2 separate regions of the Homo sapiens genome follow, and region 1 is linked to region 2. The links are chromatin contacts, found by Hi-C or POLR2A ChIA-PET in ENCODE. All regions are on one chromosome and are shown on one strand. The core of a region is the stretch at or near the end of the contact, and the rest is flanking DNA. Distances in the headings are between cores, read along the strand shown.

Region 1 (2,700 bases), core at 30-2,529, 5.4 Mb before region 2:
AATCCTAGGACTTTGGGAGGCTGAAATGGGAAGATCGCAGTTTGAGACCAGGACTTTGAGACCAGCCTGGGCAACATAGAGAGATCCCATCTTGAACTTCTGAGCTCAAGCCATTTGCCTGCCTCAGCCTCCCAAAGTGCTGGAATTATGGGCAGGAGCCACCACGCCTGGCCCAAGAGACCCTATCTCTACCAAACAAACAAACAAACAAAAAAGATAATAAGATTTATTGTTTGCATTGATTTTTTGTGTGTAGATGTGTAATACATAAAATGGCAAATGAGGGGGAAAAGTGTTTGGGTCATATTAAACAATGAAGTTGTGAAATACCTGAGATTTTGTTTCATAACCACTAATCTTCAATGTTGAGCATTTAAAATGTATTTGTTCCAGTTTTTTTTCTCTGTAATTCCTTAGACATCTGTGCAGATTTTCATTCCCACGTAAGAAGCAATAACAGACTAATGTCATCCTGGACATTTCCAGGAATTGGTTTCCTAGTTGCTCTGAGGAAGATTGCCTTTTAAAAGAAAGCTCTGATCTGTTCTTTACCAGTTCCACTTGACCTGAATTTGACATTTCTTTAAGAGACAACTAAATCAAGATCATGTGTCTGTGACATGTATTGCATATGCTAGTTAGCTGCATCTGATAGCAGTCTGTAAAAAGAAAGATGATAACATGTTTATTTTAGACATTAGGTAATGTTCATCTTTCATGAAAAAAATTGATTAGCCAATTTTGGTAATCAAAAACATAAATGGGAGTAAAAAAGGCAGTCATTGGGAAGTACTGCTGTATGGACTTGTGAAACAACTAGTTGTCCAGAGCCTTGCTACAACGTATAGAAATATTCTATTTTCTGTATTTGGGGCGGCTACACTACAAGATGAAGACGGGGAAATGTTTTCCAACTCATCGCTCAGGTCCTACTGCAACATAACTTTCTTGAGGTAAGTACCTTTCTTTGTGTTTCCTTAACACTCTCTATTTTCCCCATCACATACACTAAAAAGATTATCTTTGGTGCATCTGTATTTACACAGCAGTGTTAAATTTGGGCTGCCCTCTGCCCCGCCTCCGTCCCCCAGGCTCTTTTCACTCCCCGCTGGGTCCCAGATCCTAGGGTTTAGCTCAGGCTCCGCCCTACTCCTTGGTTGGCTGTTGGGTGGGAGGCTCGTTTCTTCCCTCCCTATTGGTCGCCCAGGGGGAGGCGCGTTTCCCATCTCCTGATAGGCCGCGCCGAGGAGAGTCTCTCCAGTTTGCGGCACTGTTGTCATTTCCGGGGTAAGATGGCTGCAGTCCGTATGCTGAGAACCTGGAGCAGGAATGCGGGGAAGCTGGTAAGCACGTTTGGGCAGATCTGAGGCCGGGAAGGAGTGATTTGTCCGGAGTCATCCAGGAGTGGTGTTTTACTTTCTCCTCCGGTGCCAGGCGTCCAGGGCACGCGTGATGGAGAGGTGAAGGGATGCATGCAAAATAAAGGGCAGAGAACGGAGCGAGTCGACCAGTCTGGAGTGGAAACCCACTCCCTCCCCTTACCTGGAAGCGCTTCTGCAGCGACTCAGCCGTCCTGCTCCATCTGTACCCCGAGGCCCAGCTAGCGTTTTATTGAGCGCCTTCCAGGTGCCCAGGCATTGTGATAGGCGCTGTGGATCCAGAGATATATTCGTTTAGCATTTATTGCGTACCCACAGTATGCCAAACACTGGTAACACGACCCCTACCCTCAAGGAATCTACAGTGTGTAGAGGAAGAGGCCGTTCAAGTTATAGAATATCAGCAGGGGTCCCTGCTTCCGAAGAACTGAGCAGCTCGGCGTCACTCTTTTGCCTTGTACTTCTATGTCCGCACCACATATCATTCCTACCCTTTTGTCACCAAGGCTGTGACCCATCACCATCTCCCCTGCACTTCCTTCTCTTTCTCCCAGTCTTAGCACCAAGCACTGACACATACCGGTAATGATACTTGTTACCCCTATTTGCTTAGTGTTTCTTCTTCCTGCCTCTTCTCCCTTTCCCTAGATGCTCCTGCCTTGGTGACCCCGATCTTACAAAAACTTTCAAGAGCCTGCTATGTACCAGTGCTGTGTTAGGCACTGGAGATACAAATATGAAATAGACATCATATCTTCCTTCTCAAGAGATTACAACCTTGTGGTGGAGGACAAAGGAGAGGGAGACAGATAGAAATTACAACCCAGCATGAGAGGTACTGTGATGGGACAAGTGCCTAGAACTACAGGAACACACAGGAGTGGACACCTATGGTGGACTTGGGGGTCAGAGGAGTTCCCAGAGGATACTGTATGACTTGAGATGTAAGAAGGATAAGTAAGAGATAACCAGGAGAAGAGAGCTCTTCTCAGCAACACTTAACACATATTGGTCTCTCTTCTTTCTAGAGCTTTCCATTCTTGTTTTCTGTGACACCAGTTTCCCAATATTATTCTTTCTTCATCTTTGGCCACTTCATCCCAATATCCTGTTTCCCTTCCCGCCTTTTAAATATTGCTTTTTCTAAAGGGCTCTGACTTTGGCCCTCTGCACTTTTCCCACTTTCTGGGTTATCCCATCCACTCTTTGGCTTTAGTTACCATCTATGCTGATGAGTCCTAAAGTTCCCCAGTCTTCCAACCAGGTCTACTCCAAACCCATATATCCTACTGTCCTGGAAATCTCCAGTTTCATATGTACG
Region 2 (2,700 bases), core at 8-2,507:
TAGAGATTGTTTCATATTTCCTGCCATAGCTATAAATTGACTTTAGGCTCGTCATTCAGGAGTCCTTAGATATTCACAGTAGGGTCTGTGTGAAGGAAAGGGGAGGATATCCGTGCTGTAGATCAAAAACTGATTCCACTGACTAAGGCTGATCTTAATTCCCAAGCTCTATGTTCTGCTGAACAAGAATTACATTGTAAGAAACAGTGGAACAGCTTGATTTATAGAGAGGTTAATGTTTTATGAATGCTGGGCTCACTTTGGCTTGGAGGCAATCTCTGTTTTGGGTAAGGCATGGATAAATGCCTATGGTTTTCTAAGATGGGGTGATTCAGGGCATGCTTCAGGAAACATTCCCAATTCCAGAGGAGGTGGCCCCTCCCAAACAGAATGCCTGTTAGGTAGATGAGGTCAGTGGACTCTGAGAACCACTCTGGAATATGAGAAGTGCTCTGAGCCAGGGAAGAAGTACCTGCTCCTCCTACAAGGCCCAGCAGTATCAGCGACAGATTATGCTTTTGCAAAACTAGGTTTACAATATCACGAATAGTTTGCGGGCGGAGAATATTTCCACAGAACAGGAAGGATGATTTCTTCAGACAGACAAAGGTAAGTATGTCCTACAGGACCTGGACGCTAATGGGGGCCAGACTCTCCTCTCAGCTGCCCTGTGCTGTCAAGTGCACATATACGCACACCTCCCAACCTGGCACAGTCAGCGGTGGGAGCAGCTGAAGTGATGAGTCAAGATCCGCTTAGACATTATTTGGCATTCCCCCAAAGAATGGCATTTGGCACTCCCCAAAGAAGCAGAACCTGCAAGTTATTTTTGAGTGATCACTATTGTTTCTGAACATCCTTATCAAAGCCATCTTCTATTTGTTCCTGGGGCTGTTTAGGACTTTCCTTTAGGGCAGGGTTTCTCACCGACATTGTGGACCAGATCTTCGCTGGGGCTGGGGCTGGGGCTGGGGCTGTCCTGCGCACTGGAGGGTGTTAGCAACAAGCCTCGCCTCTCTACACAGATGCCAGGAAGCTCTCCCTCCCCTCCCACAGCCACGACAACCCAAAAATGTGTCCACACATTGCCAAATGCCATATCAGGGGCAAAAAGTCACCGGGGGGCGCGGGGGGCTTGAGAACCATTGGTTTAGACAAACGTTCAGGGGCGCTCTGGCTTCAGGGCGAAAGCCGGGAAACAGGTTGGATCTAGCTCGGAGTCTGCGGTTGCAGAGCCTGTGGGTGGGGTAGACGTGCTTAGGCACACATGACTGCCCTCTCCTGGATGGCTGTGTGAATGCAGGCAAGATCCCCTCATCACATGACAGTTGCTTTGTCTCTATGGACTGGGCACTACAGCTACTATCATGGGTAGCTAATGGGTGTTAATGGGAGGTAGACTATGGGTAGATCCCAAGATATGACAGATCTCAGGGGATGGTGGTGGGAAGAGCACTGAATTGTGAGAAGGCTTGGTTCCAGGCTCAGCTTTGAAATGTGTGACAAACAATGTGGGCCACAGCTCTCTGATGGTGAAGAAGAGAGTAGGCAAGATGAACTTGGGACAGTGATTACTGGCTTGGGCTTGAGAGTCACACAGGCTGAGAGTCACATCTCTGCACTGTCCCCTAAGCAACCTCCTGCAAATAGTGGGACTTTTTTTGAAATCTGCTTCATCACTTGAAATCGGAGAATGGTAATACCTACTTCTCACACCCTTGGTGATCTCGTCCTGTCTTGTGGCTTTTAGTGCAATACACATAGCTGTTATGAGTTAAGTATAATAAACAGGTAAGGCTCTTAGAATAGTAAGTGCAATAGGGTCAGCTACAGTGAGTGCCACACAGGGTTAGCTATAAATGAGATATAGGTAGATAGAATTCCAATTCTGAAATTAACTTAAACATTTATTGAGCATCTACTCCATGCTGGTATTATGCTGGACCTCAGCTATTAGGCGGAACAATAAATGAGGCAAAAAAAAAAAAAATCAGAGAGAGGATACCATCTGAGTTACTATCAGAAACTTACATGCTCCCATATTGGTCCATTTGTTTCCCCTTCTTCTGCCCAACTGTTTTATAAATTCCCCCTTCAACCTTCAAGAGCTTCCTTCCCATCCTCACTCTCAGCCCATGATCTTACCTCCTGTTTCACTGAGAAAACTGATGCAATCAGAAAACCTCTGCTAGTGCTGACCACCTCACACCTAACCTGCTATCAACACGGGTCCATAATCTGAGTCCTCTCCCAGAACATGATATTAATAAATGGCCCATGATCCTATGGCCACACTTCACCAGATCCCATTCTTTCTAACCTGTGTGAACATAACTCTTCAATAATTTTCACCCTCTTCATCAAAATCTTTCTCTCTATTGAATCATTCGCAACTATCTCCCATCTTTAAGAAAAATCTACTGTGGACTCTTTCCTCTTCCAGCTTCCTCTCCATTTCTGTTCCTTTTAACAGTGAAATTCCTCAAGATTGTCTATACTTACTCTTTCCAATTCTTTTCCTCCCACTTTCTCTTCACCTACTCCAATCATGATTATTCAGTGGTCAATCCTCAGTTCTTCCTTTAGCGGCAGCACTTGCCACACTGGACCGCGCACATCTCTGTGAAACCCTTCACCTGCATTCCAGGGCCCCACACTCCACCCCTTCTCCTTCGACCCACTGGTCACTCCCTTTCAGTC

What was found. Hi-C counts contacts between places; a loop is a spot of excess contacts on that map. ChIA-PET counts read pairs that join two places held with the same protein, here RNA polymerase II (POLR2A).
Region 1: a loop to region 2 is called in a map of HepG2, with 18 times the contacts of the local background. The contact joins the promoter of DBT here to the enhancer-like site in region 2. A Hi-C loop is called at or near these places in 1 of 168 maps with a recorded cell type or tissue (HepG2). POLR2A ChIA-PET finds 5 or more read pairs at or near these places in 1 of 52 experiments (CD8-positive, alpha-beta memory T cell).

Annotation. Positions count from the first base shown.
Region 1 is chr1:100,248,413-100,251,112 of GRCh38, reverse strand. DBT (dihydrolipoamide branched chain transacylase E2) reads left to right here and starts at 1,279. Exons shown (of 11, transcript NM_001918.5): 1 at 1,279-1,343. The coding sequence starts at 1,293. RefSeq lists a silencer at 1,060-1,159 and enhancers at 1,270-1,389, 991-1,550, 1,551-2,110.
Region 2 is chr1:94,853,153-94,855,852 of GRCh38, reverse strand. All of the region lies in intron 9 of SLC44A3 (solute carrier family 44 member 3), which reads right to left. Among named protein-coding and RNA genes, the nearest start is that of SLC44A3, 34 kb to the right of the region's middle. Within about 2 kb of position 1,257, at least 27 of the 41 ENCODE cell types and tissues checked have a DNase peak (open chromatin) inside an H3K27ac peak, as active enhancers do.